Linked DNA regions of Mus musculus: region 1 is linked to region 2. The links are chromatin loops, found by intact Hi-C in ENCODE. Cell type or tissue: left cerebral cortex. All regions are shown on one strand.

What was found. Hi-C counts contacts between places; a loop is a spot of excess contacts. Peaks named below come from ENCODE experiments on the same cell type or tissue, not always from the same donor. Only the 100,000 strongest peaks of a DNase experiment are listed, where the experiment ranks them.
Region 1: it touches region 2 in a loop (2.7-fold over the local background); 4 of 42 quality-filtered maps call a loop at or near these places.

Annotation. Positions count from the first base shown.
Region 1 is chr6:32,156,190-32,164,189 of GRCm38, forward strand. Plxna4 (plexin A4) reads right to left here. Exons shown (of 32, transcript NM_175750.3): 28 at 7,211-7,401; 29 at 5,821-5,990; 30 at 1,643-1,855. Among named protein-coding and RNA genes, the nearest start is that of Gm13850, 48 kb to the left of the region's middle. In left cerebral cortex, no CTCF peak of the experiment used is centred here; DNase peaks (open chromatin) are centred at 3,281 and 4,470.
Region 2 is chr6:31,934,640-31,942,639 of GRCm38, forward strand. No RefSeq gene overlaps it. Among named protein-coding and RNA genes, the nearest start is that of Gm31894, 79 kb to the right of the region's middle. In left cerebral cortex, a CTCF peak has its summit at 3,739 (motif pointing right); DNase peaks (open chromatin) are centred at 2,321, 2,492, 2,776 and 3,740; H3K4me3 peaks cover 1,044 bases; H3K27ac peaks cover 232 bases.

The DNA.
Region 1 (8,000 bases), 220 kb after region 2:
TCAGGGAAAGGTCCTGGATTCTTCCATGCTCATGAATCTGAGTGGGATGGGTTGAAAGAAGCTGGAAGGGATCTTCAGTGGAGTGTTATGGTAAGAGGATGGAAATACAGACAGGAATGTCATTTTGATCCTCATGCTGTGATGACCCTCCTCCCTGAATGTGGCTTTCAGAGGCCTCTGGAAATGGATGAGTGATGTCCCCCAGACCTGCAGGAATGAAGGCCTTACTCCTTGATCCCTCCAACTCCAGTTTGTGGGTCTTGGTAGATACTAAGATGTGAGAACTGCAAGAAGGGGTCAGGGCCATTGTTTCCCATGTGCCTGATACACTCCGAGTGGAGCACACAGACGCATCCATGTCAGCTTAGTGGGTGTGTGCATGAGACACCAGCTGCCCAGCCTCCCCTCGGAGCTGCTTCCAGGGCCAGCTTTACTTTCACCTATATCTAAAGCCAGAGATCTTGATGACCACTGGTAGATACATGGCACAGAGCCCATGTGGGTTCTTTAGAAGGTGTATTTAAATGCTTACAATGCATCACCTTCTTTGTGCTAAACTGCATGTCATAGATGGCATTCAGTACACGGCACACCCTGCTGTGGTCCCTGGTGGACCACCAACGGCTCATCTCTGCTCAGCTCCTACAGACAAAGTCTGCACATGGTAAATGAGGGAGACTCATGTTACTAGGGACAGGGTCAAAATCGGAGGAAATGGGGGTAGGGTTGGGAAGGGGGCAGGGGGTAATGCAGTACATATAAGCAGAGCATGATCTTCATGTAGAAAATGTCATAATGAATAATGGTATAAATGAACATAAAAATAGTCTTTAAAAAAGCAATAACAGCAAAATAACAAAGAAAAGCCAAACCAGATAAAGTAGAGTCCACTGCTACTAGTAACAGTAGAAATGACAGCCTATCACATGCCAGCTTCAGGAGAAAACAATCAGGTTCTCTCAGTAGGGTCAGTACAGCAGTCAATGGTTCTGAGGACAGCAAGAGGCTCTCTTCCCAAACTTAAGCACAAAATCCAATGGGGACAGTAAAGCTTGGGAGCATTCAGGGGGTCACCGCCAACTCCGTGACAAGGTGTGTAGAGACAGAAGTGGAATGGGGGCTGGAATGGTAGGTGGATCAATGGGAAGATGTATGTTATGCATGCATGCATGCATGCATGCATGCATGTGTACTGTGTGTATGGTATAGATGTGAATGGACATGGATGACCTGCAGATGTGTGTATGTATATATTGTGGTTTCATGTATATACAGTGTATGTTCATGGTACCTGTGCACACATGGAACACTGAATGCATGTGTAGATGATCTATGTATATGTTACATATGATCGGCATGTGTGCACATGTAGTAGATATATGTATGAGGCAGGGGAATCAGGGACCACATCTTCTGGGCCTAAAGAATACTACAGTCACAAAGATCCATATAGGGAGACAGGCCACTTGGTAACCTCTGCTATGATTCCCAGTGCTTGCTTCAGTGTGGAGGCTATGAGTTGTGGGTGTTGCAGATGCAGGAACAGTGGTGACAATGACTAGTGTGGAAGCCGCAGCCTGCTTGCAGGGGAGGACTTTCTGTTCCAGACAGACACCCTCAGGTTTCCATGGGCCATACTCACCTCTCTACCCAGTTCTTGTAGCTGGGGATGTCCTTGGCATAGAGCAGCTTGTTGGAGGGGGAATCCTTGCCCAGTCGGTGCTCCGAAGTGGAGCAGGAGTCCATGAAGGTCTGGGCCACCACAGAGAGACAGGCATCCGTGATGCTGTTCTTATGGATGTCAAACACAAACTGAGGGTTCTTGATCATATTCACCCAAAACCGTAGGGGCAGGCTGTATAGAGGGAAAGAAGCAGCTTTCGTCAGGAGTGGTTGGGTAGTGGGGTAGAGCCTAGTGTAGAATTCTGAGAGAGAACAATGGACACATTTCACAGAGCTTAGAAACCATCTGTGACTGCTGTGGGAAGTAAAGTGTACGGGCAGGGGAGTGGGCCTATTCAGCATACAGGAAATCAGCAAGATTGGAGTGAGATGGGGTTCACCTAGAGATGTACCACTGGGGAAACCTGAGAGGATGTGCTGCCCAGTTGTGATGTGGGACTCCGTACTTTCATTTTGGCGTAGGAGTCAGTCACGAACATGCTACAGAGCAGAATCTAGGTCTGTATTCCAATCTGCCTGTTGCTGGGACCATCCCATTGGTGAGTATAGATTTTGCATCTGACAGCTTACTGTATGATTTGGCAGAAGTCACACCCTTTGCTTCCTGTCCAGTGCTACAGGCTACTTCCTGCTTGGTGAAGGAACTGTCATGAAGGGTGGGTATGACCAAGTGATCTTTAACCACCAGGCTGCCATGTGGCACCAACCTCTTATCTAACCCATAGCATCCCATTCCTTCCCTCCTGTCTTCTGTGAGCTTGGTTAGCAACAGGAAATACAAGGGTAGGGACACATCCTTTGTGGTCAGGAACCCTGCATTCTAAAGCAGCCAAATGCACACAAACACCGCTTCCCATTGAGAGCAAAGAACACTGGACTGAGCTAGGTAACAAATCTACCCAGAGAACAGCCCCTGCAGAGCCTTCTCTGATTGGACACTTGATGAGTTTGCTCTTCCTTGCTGTCATTCTATACCTATGTGTACATATGGAGGCTGGGGTCACCCTCTCCTTTCATTACTCTGGAGCCATCTACCCCAAAATTTTTAGATTGTTCTTTTGAAACAAGGTCTTTCACTGGCCTGGAGCTCACTGGTTGGACTAAGCTGGCTGGCCAGACAGCTTTGGAGACCCTTTTGCCTCGGTCTCTCTAGTGCCACCTCACCAGTGTACACCACCATGACCAGCTTCTTCTATAGGTCCTGGGGACTGAACTCATGTCCTATGCATGGGTGGCAAGCACTCTACCACCTGAACCATCTCCCACTTCCCTATTCCCCCTGTTTTGAGACAGGATTTCATGTAGCCCAGGCTGCAGCTGAGGATCCTCTGCCTCGGCTTCCCACGCACTGGGGTTCATGTGTGTACCACAACACATAGTTGATAATGGTTTGGGGGATCAAACCTAGGGCTCAAACATCCCAAGGTCCATGACTGATTTATTTTAAAACACTGCATAGCTGTACTCCTTAGGGGGGTACACATAGAGAGACAAAGAGAAAAATCAAACTATGGCCTGATTCTGTAGTCACTGCACTAGACAGAAGGCCTGAAGGTGGAGGGGGCGCCCAGAGCACACCTTTTGGGGCTGTGTTCTTTCTGCTCGCCCAGCTCTGCAGCTCCCACAGCCTGCTGAGCTGCCGCTAAGGAGGGGGACCGTGAAGGCCCGGCTTTCTTCTTTCTCTCTGCTCCCACCTCTTTGCCTCCTGCCTCTTCCCCTGATGTTTTATTGTTGTGTTGGTGGCTGTGCTCACGGCTGGTGATAGTTACAATGCCCGCGTGTGTTTGGCTCGCCTCTTAGAACTTAACATCTTTGAATTACATTATTTCAAGGCACCAGATAACAATATTTTTTGCTCTTGTTCTATCTGCCAGCAGCCCATCTGTATAAAACAAACAACAAACACCATAAATACAGGAAAACCTGACATCCGCGGCTGCCAATCAATCAACAAGCATTTATTAAGTCTCTACAATAAGTGCCCCACAGGGTTGGGGCAGGTACACTGAGGTTTGCTAATATTTGGTGTTTGTCATTTGCAGGGAATTTACTGGGAAGCCAGGGCAGGGAATAAACGGAGTCACAGCACAGGGGCTCACAGTAACTTTCTAACCTTCCTAAAAGGTGGTCATGGTTTCTGGGCTTGGAGCTCTGAGTAAGACACTTGGTTTCCTTTGGTTTCCCCTTGTCCCAGCCAGATGAGAGGTGCTGGGAACCCACAGGGTGGCAGTAACTGTTTTTCCCTGTCCCTTCAGCCAGCAGTGAGGCAGGTGCACCACACAGGAAGCAGAGGCACCACTGAAATTCCTGCCTAATGAAATATTAGCATGTTATTAACATCAGTGGTGATGCTCATCTCCGGCTGATTACAGCCACTCGGCTAAATGGGAAGGAGTGTTATTTAACAGAGAACCTGTGGAGAAACGGGGGAAGAAGGGGTGGGAGGGGCAGGCAAGTCGCACCTTGAGGTGAGAATGAAAAGACAATGCCCTCAGCAGGGATGGTGAACTCTAAACAGATAGAGCTGATTATTTTTAACTGTTTATGGTCCATGGTACCAGGGGATCAGGGCAGGGACAGGTGATGATGCCTTTCTAAGGAAGGACTTGAAGCTGGTGTCATTCTTCCTACAGTAAGTGAAGCGTGCTTACTTCCTGGGCTTTCCAGTTCCTAGTCCATGTCTCTAGGCAGCATCTGCAACCTGGGGATGACTCAGAAAGGAGGCAGTGACTGAGGGTGATGGTTTGCAAAGTCATGTCTCCCTGGCTAACACCAGTAGGAGGGCTCAGTGGAGCATCTGTCCCATATGAAGGTGGCCAGCACTAGGTAAAGACTCATCAGAGCGATGTAGACTCAGAGGGGAAGTGGGTGCTGCCCCTCAGACACCTCCCAAGAGTCACACAAACAGGATTTAGAGAGGAGGAATCTATTGCATCAGAGTAGGTACATAGAATGGAACCCAAGTTCTAGGGGCCCTGCTTTAGGATGGCTAAGGACTCTGCTTCATGGCCTAAGCCTCTTTGGGGGCTGGTGATCCTCTGAAGTAGAAGAGGGAAAGGACACAGAATTTCTAGGAGAATAGCACTGACACCCCAAGCTGCCTTCTGCCTTCTTAGTTTTTGAATCTGAGCCCCTGGGGTTGGCATTAGGGTGCCTGCTTGTGCCTTAGAGCCTGGCAGACTGCTATCCTAGTAGTTGCAACACTGGGCACTATGCTGCTTCAGAAGAAACAGCTGGGGAAGAGTGGCCCAGAAAGGGGCCATCTAAAGGCCACAGAGATTCCGGTCTAGAGGATGAACATCAGCTAGCTCTGCTGCAGGTAGCACGCTCAAGCAGGCCATCGCTGCTGCCCGTGCCTCATCAATATTTACTGAGCCCCATTTCCTCAAGGTTCTGCATCCTGTCTTGAATACTGATGTTTGGCCTTGTGACTTCAACCTCAAACGAAATACTCACTCCATACAAATGGTGGCGGGGATGTTGTGCATTCAAAGGAGAGTGGGGCCCATCGTAGAGATGCTTGGAATTGTTGTCAGTAGTTAGAAAACCCTGTGTCCTCCAGGGAACACAAAGTAGCTCTGGGCAGTTTTGGGAAAGGAGTTTGGGAAGGAAAAGATAAGCTTGTTGGGTGGGGTTGAAATGTTTTTTGTTCAGCCAGACGCCTTCCACTTACGCCTGAAAACCCTACTGATGCTATCCAACACATGCATTCTCCATGCTAGTATTTGTCCATGTATACAGACAACTGCCTCTCTTGTCCCACATCCTCACCCACCAGCTTCCCCCAGGGCAGGGACCATAAGCAGTTTAAGATCCTCAGTATTGGACATATTGCCCCATATCCAGGAAGGAGCTGGATGCCACAGTGCCTGGCTGTGGTGGTATTTATGAGCTTTTGCTCATTGAATTAGCATAGTTTGTCGACTGAATAACTGGCTGGAAAGAAAGATACAAAGATTAGAGGAGAGGGAATTGAGACAATGGGGAAGGTCAGAGCCTGGGGTTGAGTAGAGACTCTGCTAGGAGGTAGACAGAAGCCAGCTCACCTCTGGAAAGCCTGCCTCCCTGAAGCAGGCCTGGGTGGGCAGGTCACTGGCCTCTGCAGATGTGTGCCCTCCCCCCGCCCCTTTTGCTTACCAGTTGCTCTTCCAGGTGTGGCGGACGTGCGGGTCATGGATGCCGTGCTTATCAGCCTGCTCATCGAGGAAGTCAAACATGTACTTGATGGCTAGCGGCAGAGCGGAGCCACGGTGGGCCGTACTGAAGATGGTCTCGAATAGGTCATCCACAAACTTCTGCAGTGTGCCCTGGAGAAGGAGACATTCAGATGCAGCCCAGCCTAGGCAGATCTAAGCTGGGGGTGGGAGGGTGGGTTGAAAAGCTATCTCAGGGACAGGCCAATCGAGGTCAGTGCTCTGCATCTCTGATGAACATGACATTGGGGAGTGCGGGGACACTGTGCATCAACTCTCCCCTTTCACGATTCCTTGGCAGGTCTACCTTTCCTCTGTGCACAGACCATAGACAGAAGACACAGGACAAGGGCCAAAACTACCTTCCCAAGGGCCAGCCATAGGGTTTGGTTTCATATCTCTGCCAGTGCTATTATATCATGTTCCTAAAATGTTAATGAGCATGCCTTGGTCAGAGCTGACAAATACAATCTGCTGGTTCTGTTTGGCCACTAACCACCCTGGCTAATGACGATCTGGGCTCCACAGAGAAAGAAGAGAACCCAGACTTGAAGGGAAAGGCTAGACCACAGGCATGGATTAGCCCCAGTATCAGGATTAGAAATAGCATTGCCAAAGCTACAGACATAGCCCCAGGTTCCAGCCTTAATGATGGCACCCCTGAGAAAAAGTGGTTCTTCCCTAAGGAAAGGTGGGGAGTGGGGAGAGACGTGGGGGTGTCTGTAGCTGAGACAGGGTGCTGAGGAAGGTGGGAAGAGAACTTGAGATTGTGTGCTAACTCAGGTCTGCTGGGATATCCCCGGACTGACAGGTTGACTGGGATCCTGCAGCTCACTCCTGAGGCTCCCCTGGGATCACGACAGACAGTGCCTGGTGTGGGAGGTCAACAAAAGGGCCTGGTGCACACTTAACCCCTGTCTAGCAGTTCTGTGTCTGTTTGGTGTGTAGGAATGTATGGATGTACGTGTATGTGCACGTGTGTGCACATGCAGAAACCGGAGGGCAACCTCCAGTGTCTTCCTCCATCTCTCTCCACAGTTTTTTGAGACAGGATTTTTATAGAACCCGGAGCTTGATATTTGGCTAAACTGGCTGGCCAGCAAACGCCAGGCAGTCTCCCTTCTCTGTCTCTCCAACGCAAGCAAGGCACTGTTCACTGCTCATGATCTTTTCAATGAGGACTTGAGGCTATCCAACTTGGGTTCTCACACTTTCATCGGAAGCTCTTTACCAAACTGAGCCATCTCCTCAGCCTTCAGCTCCAGTATTCACACAGCAGATGAAGGCCTTTCCTGTGCCCACACGTTCCCTGCAACCTCTCTCCTGTCACATACCTTTGTGGCCAATAGTCGTGTCAGATAGATCTCAGACACCATCTTGCTCCCCCGGTCCCCCTCCTTCTGGTCTCCATGTTCATGGTTCTTCACCAGATGCCAAAGCTTGACCCCGCTTTCCAGGTCAGGGGTGATCATGGGTGTCCGGGAACGGAGGCTGTCAGGGCTGCCTGTGTACCGGATCATGTTCTCTGCCAAAGTAAAGAGCGCAGAGCTCAGGAAGAGTGAGTCTCTACAGGCCTATACCCAACAGCTCACAGCACACTCCTCTCGCAAGCCAAGGCCACTATTATTTGACCCTTCACGCCAATGGCTGGCGCTGCCACTTTGCCTCCATGTGGCACATTCCCTGCAAGGCTTCTGTCTTTCCTACCACCTCCAGGAATTAACTGTAGCGAGTTCTACCCACTCATGCTGCCCCGACTCCTGTACTTGGCATTGAGTCAACCCTTAATTATTCAATTTGTAGAACGATAATCTCGTGCTTCTTGTACACTTTTCCTTGAGCGTGCTCTCAAGTCCTGTCGCGCGTGTGGCCAATTAACTGCACATGTAAAAGCAGGTAGCCTGTGTTCCTTAATGAGCCTTGGCTAGGGCAGCTGTTCATCTCCAGCCCACTCTGGCCTGGACCAATTCTTTTCTCTTACTTTATGAATCCCTTCCTCTAGTTTGAGTTATGGCAAAATGGGACCAGACAGGCAAAGGATGAGGTCCTATCACACCCATTGTCACCTATATGCTCACCTCATTATCATCCAAAATGATTGGTGATATTTGTCTTTTATCCCCT
Region 2 (8,000 bases):
TTCAAAGTACATAGGTTATACTCAATGGGCTGAAAAGTCAGGACAATCCAAATAAGGGCCCTCTGTGTCGAGAGGAGTCAAGCTTAGAATGAAATTTCCAGAGAGGGGGGGACTGCAAGCTCCTTGGCGGGGACTGCAAGCTCCTTCTCCAAGGCGGGGACTGCAAGCTCCTCCTCCAAGATCATCACAGAGAGGCGGAGCCTGCAAGCTCTTCCTCCTATATCATCAAATTCATATCTATAAGAATAACCATAATCATCATCATCATAATTATAATAATAAAAATAAAAGGAAATTAGCAAGTGTTGGTCCCGACGTGAGGAAACTGGAGCCCCACATGGCTGGTGACAGTGTAAATGGTGTGACGTCATTGGGAAACACTTTGGCAGCTCCTCAGAAACACACGCGGAGATAGCACCTGCCCAGTGCTTCCATTCCTAAGTTTACAGTCAGAAAACCTGAAAGCAGAGACTCGAACGGAATTTCTCCTACACCTGTGTCTACGGCAGCATTCATTATTCACCATAGCTAGAAGCCTGGAATCATCTAGGCGCTCACTGGTGCATGAATGGAGAAGTGTGGTTTACAGTGGGATCTTAATTGGCTATGTGACTATCAGTGAAAATTTGGTACGGCAAAGTGATATGTGGTACAACATGGATGGATCTTGGAAGCATTGCACTAGGTGAAATGAGTCAGGCATGAGATGGTGAATTGACTCGGAGTTTACCCAGGTGAGGGTCCTAGGGAAGTCAAACCCACAGAGGGAGGATGCAGAGTTTGGATGATGGGGGAGCGCAGAAGAGGGAATGGGGACTGACAGTTTGCAGTGTTTAGCTGTGTTATAGATGACGGAAATCTTTGGGTATAGATAGTGATGGCGCTTGTGTACCACCAGAGTTGTACTTAGTGCTGCCATATTGCACAAGAGTGGCTTGGCTAAGGTAATTACCATTACACTGTATATAAATTGCCATAATTATATAAGAATGAGGGACTGGTGAAGTGGCTCAGCAGGTGATGCTGCCAAGCCTGACTGCCCGAGTTTGAATACCAGACCCATATGGGTCAAAAGAGAGAAATGATTTTTCTAAGTTGTTCTCTGGCCTCCACACAAGCACCAGGGTACAGTTGTGCATGGACTTGTGCATGCACAAAAGTGTGTGTATGTGTGTGTGCACACACACAAATAAGTAAATTCGATGAGTATGGGTTGGGAAGAATCCTGGTGATGTGATAGGACACGGGAGGGACAGAAGTGAAGTGGCCACCAGCACACCTAGGCTGAAAGGCACAGCCTGGCTAGAGGAGACTGTGTGTAAACGGGGGAGGGGAGGTATCACACACCACCACACAGCCATAAGGGTGTCAGCTGGCAGTGTATAGAGAAGATCAGAGGCACTCATCCCTACATGGGGTGTCTCCATCAAGTCCCCCCCCCCAGGGAACCCCGAGGAAGAGGAAGCAGAGAGGGGGTAAGAGCCAGAGGGGACAGAGGAGGCCAAGAAAACAAGCCCCTTTAAATCAACATGATCAAAGCTCATATGAACTCCCAGGGTGTGGATGGGGACCCACGGACAGGAACAACCAGACCACATAACGACTTGGCGGGGTGGGGTGGTGGTGGTGGTGGTGGTGTGTGGGGCGGGGAGGTTTAACGCCACATAAGGCAGAAGTAGCCTTGAGTGCGTGGTAACATGATCTTGACATATTGATCCCTCCTACCGTATTTTCATCTCCTCTCACCTTCTAAATTCCATCCAGAACACTAAAAGTCCCCCAGCCCTCCCTGCACCCACATTGGACCTTGGGGGAGCGACTGGTTTTGCATCTTCTTCTGTGTGTGATAGCAGGGGTAGAAACCTGCAGCTGCTCTCCTGAACACCTTGAAGTCATCGACCTGATCTGAGGGGCAGAGGGGGCTGGATAGGGGGCAGATGGTGGCTTCAGGACAGGGTTCAGGAGCGTGGGGGTGGAGTTATGCCGAAGTCTTCGCTCCTGGGTCCACACCTTGCCTCTGCCCTCTCCCCTTATTTTCTCTCTCTAGCCCACCCTGTCTTACCACCCTCCTCTCCCCGTAGCGCTCCCACACACCAGAAGCCCTGGGCCACAGCTTCTGAGGTAGGTGGCCGGCCAAATTCAAAGCCCTGAGCCTGGTTGTCTCAGCTGAGGCAGAGGAAGTCTCTACCATTTGATCTTTATGTTGCTGCTCAGGCGTCTCAGCGGTTACAAATAGCCCAGCCCTCTGCGTGCTGACGGCAGCAATGGGACATTACAGTAATGTACCCATTCAAACAGAGTGGATGCCAAGATTGCTACAGCAGCTTTTAGCCACGGAACATTTAGCCTTCAGTAATAGCATTCTGGGTCCCTCTGGAAGCTTCCTCGCAGATGCACCTGGGATATCCCCGCCCCACCACAGCTCTGGGACCGAAGAAGGGACAAAGAAGAGTTCTCATTTCTGTTGAGGAAACACATTCAAATAAGGGAGCCTCATGCAGAAAATAGGAAAGGGATCGCTGACGAATGCCATGATCATATGATAATGTACGCGCATCCTCCACACCGATCACGGGCGAGGTCTCCTTAACGGCTGTGTTGTCACTGAGACCAGGAGACAGAGCAGCTGTCGGGAGACACACATGGTAGCGCTCTGCCTTACAGCACTACACCCCCAAGCCCATGACCTTGACCTTTTAGACAAGGAAAGTCATTTCAGGGCTGGCCTCGGGAAATGCTAGACTCAGAGGAAGCTGGCCTGTCCTTGGCCTCCCAGGCTCCAATCTCAAGGCTCCTATGCTGTTCTGGGATCTCTACTCTGTGCCCTCCTGTCTTCCTGAGCACCAGTCCTCAGGAGCCCGCAGAATTTACACAGCAGGCCTTGCCTACTAATAGGAGCTCAGTAAATCGCCAAGGCTGCAATAGAATTACCAGAGGCCTTGCTCTGTGGTCACCCATGTGGAGAAATGGAGCAAGACAGTGTCCTATCTCTGTAACCCCTTTACCTCACTACTGCTCACAAAACAGGGAAGAAAACTGATAAGGGTCGGGGGCCTGAATCGGATCTCTCCACCCTGGCTTGCCAAAACTGCACCATCTGTTACCTAAGGGAATTCCCTAGGACTCAGAAGACCCATTCTACAGATGAGGAGAGCGAGGCACAGAAAGGTCCAACACGAGTAGGAAGTGACAGCCATGGAGCTGTATCCCAGCGTTCTAGTCCTTCATCCTATCTACTGTAGCTTTGATCTGTGCTCAAAGTTGCCAAGGTGAATATTTATAAACTCTCAGAACTCAAGAGGTTGTGGAGTAAGTAGGCTCCCCCTACCCCCAAATCACTACACAGCTTGCTTTGAAATCAAACTAGAAAATACCTGGGGAGCACAAAGCGGGTAAATGGGGAATGGGCAGGACCTTGAACTTTGCTCGAAGGTCCACATAGAAGAACTCAGGCAGCTTTTCTCCTCCCAGATTCCACTTTGGGTCTCACTTTTATTGGTCTTTTCTTTAGTTATGTGTTGTTGTTGTTGTTGTTGTTGTTGTTGTTGTTGTTGTTGTTGTTGTTGTTGTTGTTGTTGTTGGTGGTGGTGGTGGTGGTGGTGGTGGTGGTGGTGGTGGTGGTGGCTGCAACCCTCTTGATTTGGTGAGACTTAGCTGCTGCGTTCATGCGGTTTAGTCCGAATCCGTAATTCATCATGCGAACAGCAGAGGGCGCTCGTGTCCTTGGAGAACGAATTGGGTTTCCCACCGCCCCGTTCTCATTCATCCGCGAGGTCTTTACTTCTTTGCTACTGGTGCAGGCTAGGGTGGAGCAATGCTTAAGAGAGAGGGCTTCCGAGCCTGCCAGCTGCAGATCCTGGCACATCTGTGTGTGTGCCTTCCTCATCTGTTCTGCCTTTAAGGAAGCAGAGTGGCTTGGGGAAGAAAACGGAGAAGAGGGGGCGGGGCTTCAGAGCGTACTGACCACATCGGTGAGTCGCTCAGGATTAGCATTTCATCTGAGCACAGGTCAGACTGTTCCCAGAGGAGCAGAGAAGCATCAATTCCTAATAGGGTGGGAGTGGGGTGGAGGGGCAGGGTTTATAAACTTGGCGATCTCTCCATGTTTCTTTGGGCAGGTCACCAAGCCCTTGTGTGTCAAGTTTCTGAATATGAAGCGGAGATTATTTAAAAATTGATCATCTCTAAAGTCCCTTCCAGGGCTCAAGCCTGGGTTTGTACCTTTCTCTCAGTTCTTTCGTAGAGCATACTGGCCTCAGCCCTCTGGCATGCCAGAGCCATGTCTGGGGGACTCAGGGGACTAGGTTGACTGACAGGCAGACCGTCCCATTCCAATCCCTGCTGCTGCCTTCTTTCTGCTCCTTGAGGAGGAAGGCTACCTGGTCACCATGTCCTTGAGACAGTTAGTGTGAGCATCACCTGCAGATGCTGCGACCATCTCCTTGAACAGCCATGCTCATCAGCAACACTACACCGCAGCTCTGACCTGAGTGGGAGGAAGGTTTCCTGCACTGAAGACAAGGTGGTGTGATAGGATGGGGGAAACCAAGCTGTGGTCTTGGCTCTGCAAGGACCTCTCTGGGCACATAGGAGAAAAAATCCTTTGTGTCTTTGAGCCTCAGTATGCCCATCCACAGAATGGGTGGCTGGCATTGGTTTCTAGGCCTTTCTGCTTTAAGGACTGCAGCTCTGAATTCTTGTCAAGCATACTTCTCTATCTGACTCTGTGGAGAAGCAGGAGGAAGGGGACTATTTCTGGAAGATACCAGAGAGGGAAGAGAGAAAAGGAAGATAAGGGGAACCCTTAGAAACATGTACCTCCCTGTCTTAGTCAGGGTTTCTATTCCTGCACAAACATCATGACCAAGAAGCAAGTTGGGGAGGAAAGGATTTATTCAGCTTACACTTCCACATTGCTGTTCATCACCAAGGAAGTCAGGACTGGAACTCAAGCAGGTCAGGAAGCAGGAGCTGATGCCGAGGCCATGGAGGGATATTCCTTACTGGCTTGCTTCCCCTGGCTTGCTCAGCCTGCTCTCTTATAGAACTCAAGACTACCAGCCCAGGGATGGTCCCACCCACAAGGGGACTGCCCCACTTGATCACTAATTGAGAAAATGCCTTACAGCTGAATCTCACGAAGACATTTCCTCAAGGGAGGCTCCTTTCTCTGTGATAACTCCAGCTGTGTCAAGTTGACACACAAACCAGCCAGTACACTTCCCGACCTGCAGGGGGTCTTGGTGAGTTAGGGGCATTTTGGCAGCCCTCTGGTCCCCTGTCTGTTCATGTAGACAGACCATAGATATTTGAGACACCCAGAGACTGGGTGTCTCAATAGGGCACAAGAGGAGGCACAGCTGTATGCGTGTGTACCTGTGATGCAAGATATACTTGTAATAAAATGCAAGCACACTTTGCACAGGTGAGCATCGTCAGTAAACACCGGCCCAGCATCCTTCTCCTCCCCACTCCCTCAACAGACCCACACATAAACTCAAGCACCCCTCCAACTATCACATTGATCCCTAAGGCAAAGAACCATTTACTTGAGGAAGCATGTCTTACAAGATATTAATAAAAGATGTGCCACATTTTAACTTTAAAAAAAAAAAAAAAAAAAAAAAAAAAAAAAAAAACCTCTGGAGCACAGAGAGGAGGATGGCGGGAGACAGAAAAGTCAGGCCTAACTGAAAAGTACTTCCCACACCCAAGCCTTCTTGTAAGCACTAGACTTTAGGACACATCAACCAGATTTTCCAATTCATTGAAAGCACTTGCCAGCTGCTGCCGAGAAACTCCATTGATTGTGTACCGAGCTTGCTCTGACAGGCCCCCAGGAAGGAGGTCCCTGTGAGAGCTCACCATGAACACCAAGCTGGAGTACAGGGCAGTGGGTGAGATCTGGGGATTTTGCCTGGGAGGTGGGGGAACCCAGGCTGAGGCATTATGAGGGAGGGACGGAAGGTCATGATCATTCCCATCCTGAACGAGCATCCTTGGAACTGGATAATGCGACTTTTCTTCCACTGTATCACTCCTGGCTCAGACACACTTATATGAAGAGGCCTTGGGACCTGATATTTCTCATGGTGGCTTTTGGGAGCTAGAGCCTCCTGGACGTGCTCAACCTACTCTTGTTCTGCTAGTTTGAGGATTGGGGTATCATTCTTCAAGGCCCTTCTGTTTCCATACCACCTCTGTGGGACTGCCATTGTCCCCTGTCTTTCTTCTTCCCACTACCACAGTGCTGGGCCTCTGGAGCTACGAGCTGTGCCTCTCCTATTGTCCCCTCCTGTCCTTTCCTCTGTCCTCCTGTACCTCAGACAAAGGCTTCTAGAGTGAAGAGGAGACGCCATGTGAGCACAGTCACCTGAATAGGTGGATTTGGCAGGTGTTAGGTAGAACTCCACCAAGTCCCCGTGACCAGATCAGCTGCAGAGATCAGAAGAGAGGAGAGGATTCACAGAAGGGTTGATGCCATTTCTGGCTGGGCAGCAGAACCTGGTTGGCCTCAGGGTCAAACTCTGAGCCTTGAGACTGGTTCTCATGGTTCTTTCCTGTGACCTGGGTTCACTCATGGCCTGTGGTCAAAACTGAGAGCCATCCCTCCAATCTTTCCTAGAGACAACAGGGACCGAAGAGTTTCTGCCCTACCACTGAAGACCTTTGCCTCCAACCCCCAAACCAGACCTAAGTGTGCAGTAGCCAAGAGCCAACATCTGGAAAAACTCTTCTCCTAGCTGTCTTGGTCTTCGACTAGGAATGGGTGTCAGGGCTTCTCCAGCTCCTGCCCACAGTTCCAGGGGACTTGGGTTCGAGGTAAGCCAGGTGGAGTGGAGGCCCATGGGTCTTTGCGGAGACAGCCCACCACTGTCACCGCTCTTCCCTGATGGTTTATGAGCTCTCCTTGCCACCCAGCAACTTTCCTGCTGGGGCACCACCAGATGGGAGGCAGATGACCAATGGTACCACAGCTGCTCTATGGAAGGGACTTGGCCCAAAGCCTCCCTGAGAGTCAGAGGAGCTGAGTATACCCGTGTAATCCTTCCAGGTACCCCACAAGTGACTGATGGCAGGCTGCTGGCTCTGGCAGGCCTGAAGTGAGAGAATTGTTATTGATGTTTACACAGTACCCACGCACTCTATGAAAATGCTTTGAAATATTTTAATAAATGACTATGGAGGATAGCATCCATAAAACACCACGGATTTGGGGCCGGGGAGTTGGCTCAGTGGTAAAATGCTTGTTGTGTAAGCTGGGGACCTGAGTTTGGATTTCAAAGCCCTCCCCATTCCCCAGGTATAGAAGCTAGGCAGGGCAACATGTGTCTGCAACTCCCCCACTGGAGTGTGGGGAGCCAGCAGGAGGATCCCTGGTGTTTATCTGCGAGCCTTCCCCCCCCCCAGCCCCCCAGGTAGCCGAATCAGTGAGCTCCAGGGTCAGTGAAAGACCCTGTTTCAAAAAATAAGGTGGAGGATGATGGACAGGCATGCAGGCAGGCAGAATAGGTTTTGACCATCATGAGCAATACAGGGAAGTTACCAAAGACTGGAAGAGATAGGAGGCTTAGCCATCCAGATTTCCCAGAGCACTGCTCTGCTGTAAAGTTCCTGGTTGCAGTAAGATGGGGTCTTCCGTAGGTTTTATACAATCTGCACTAAGTTACCCCACTGCCTGCATTGTTTGCGGGGTAGGGGTGGAGGAAGCTCCCATCAAATGTGGTCATTTGTGAAGGAGGCTGACTGAGCTTAGCACAGCCCTTCATCCACTGGGACCATGCCACCAGAAAGCAATCAGGCTTCCTGGAAATGCCTCAACTGCGAAGTACTTGGCCCTGCCCCTGGGGGAACGGTATTCCAAGACTGTACAAGCCTTGCTTGTATTTGCTGAGACCCTTGTTATTCTTTATGACTCTAAAAGCAGTTACTTACAGCAGTAACACTTTAAGTTAGCCATAAAGGAGAACTTCCAGCTATCAATATTTATAAGGGAGAAT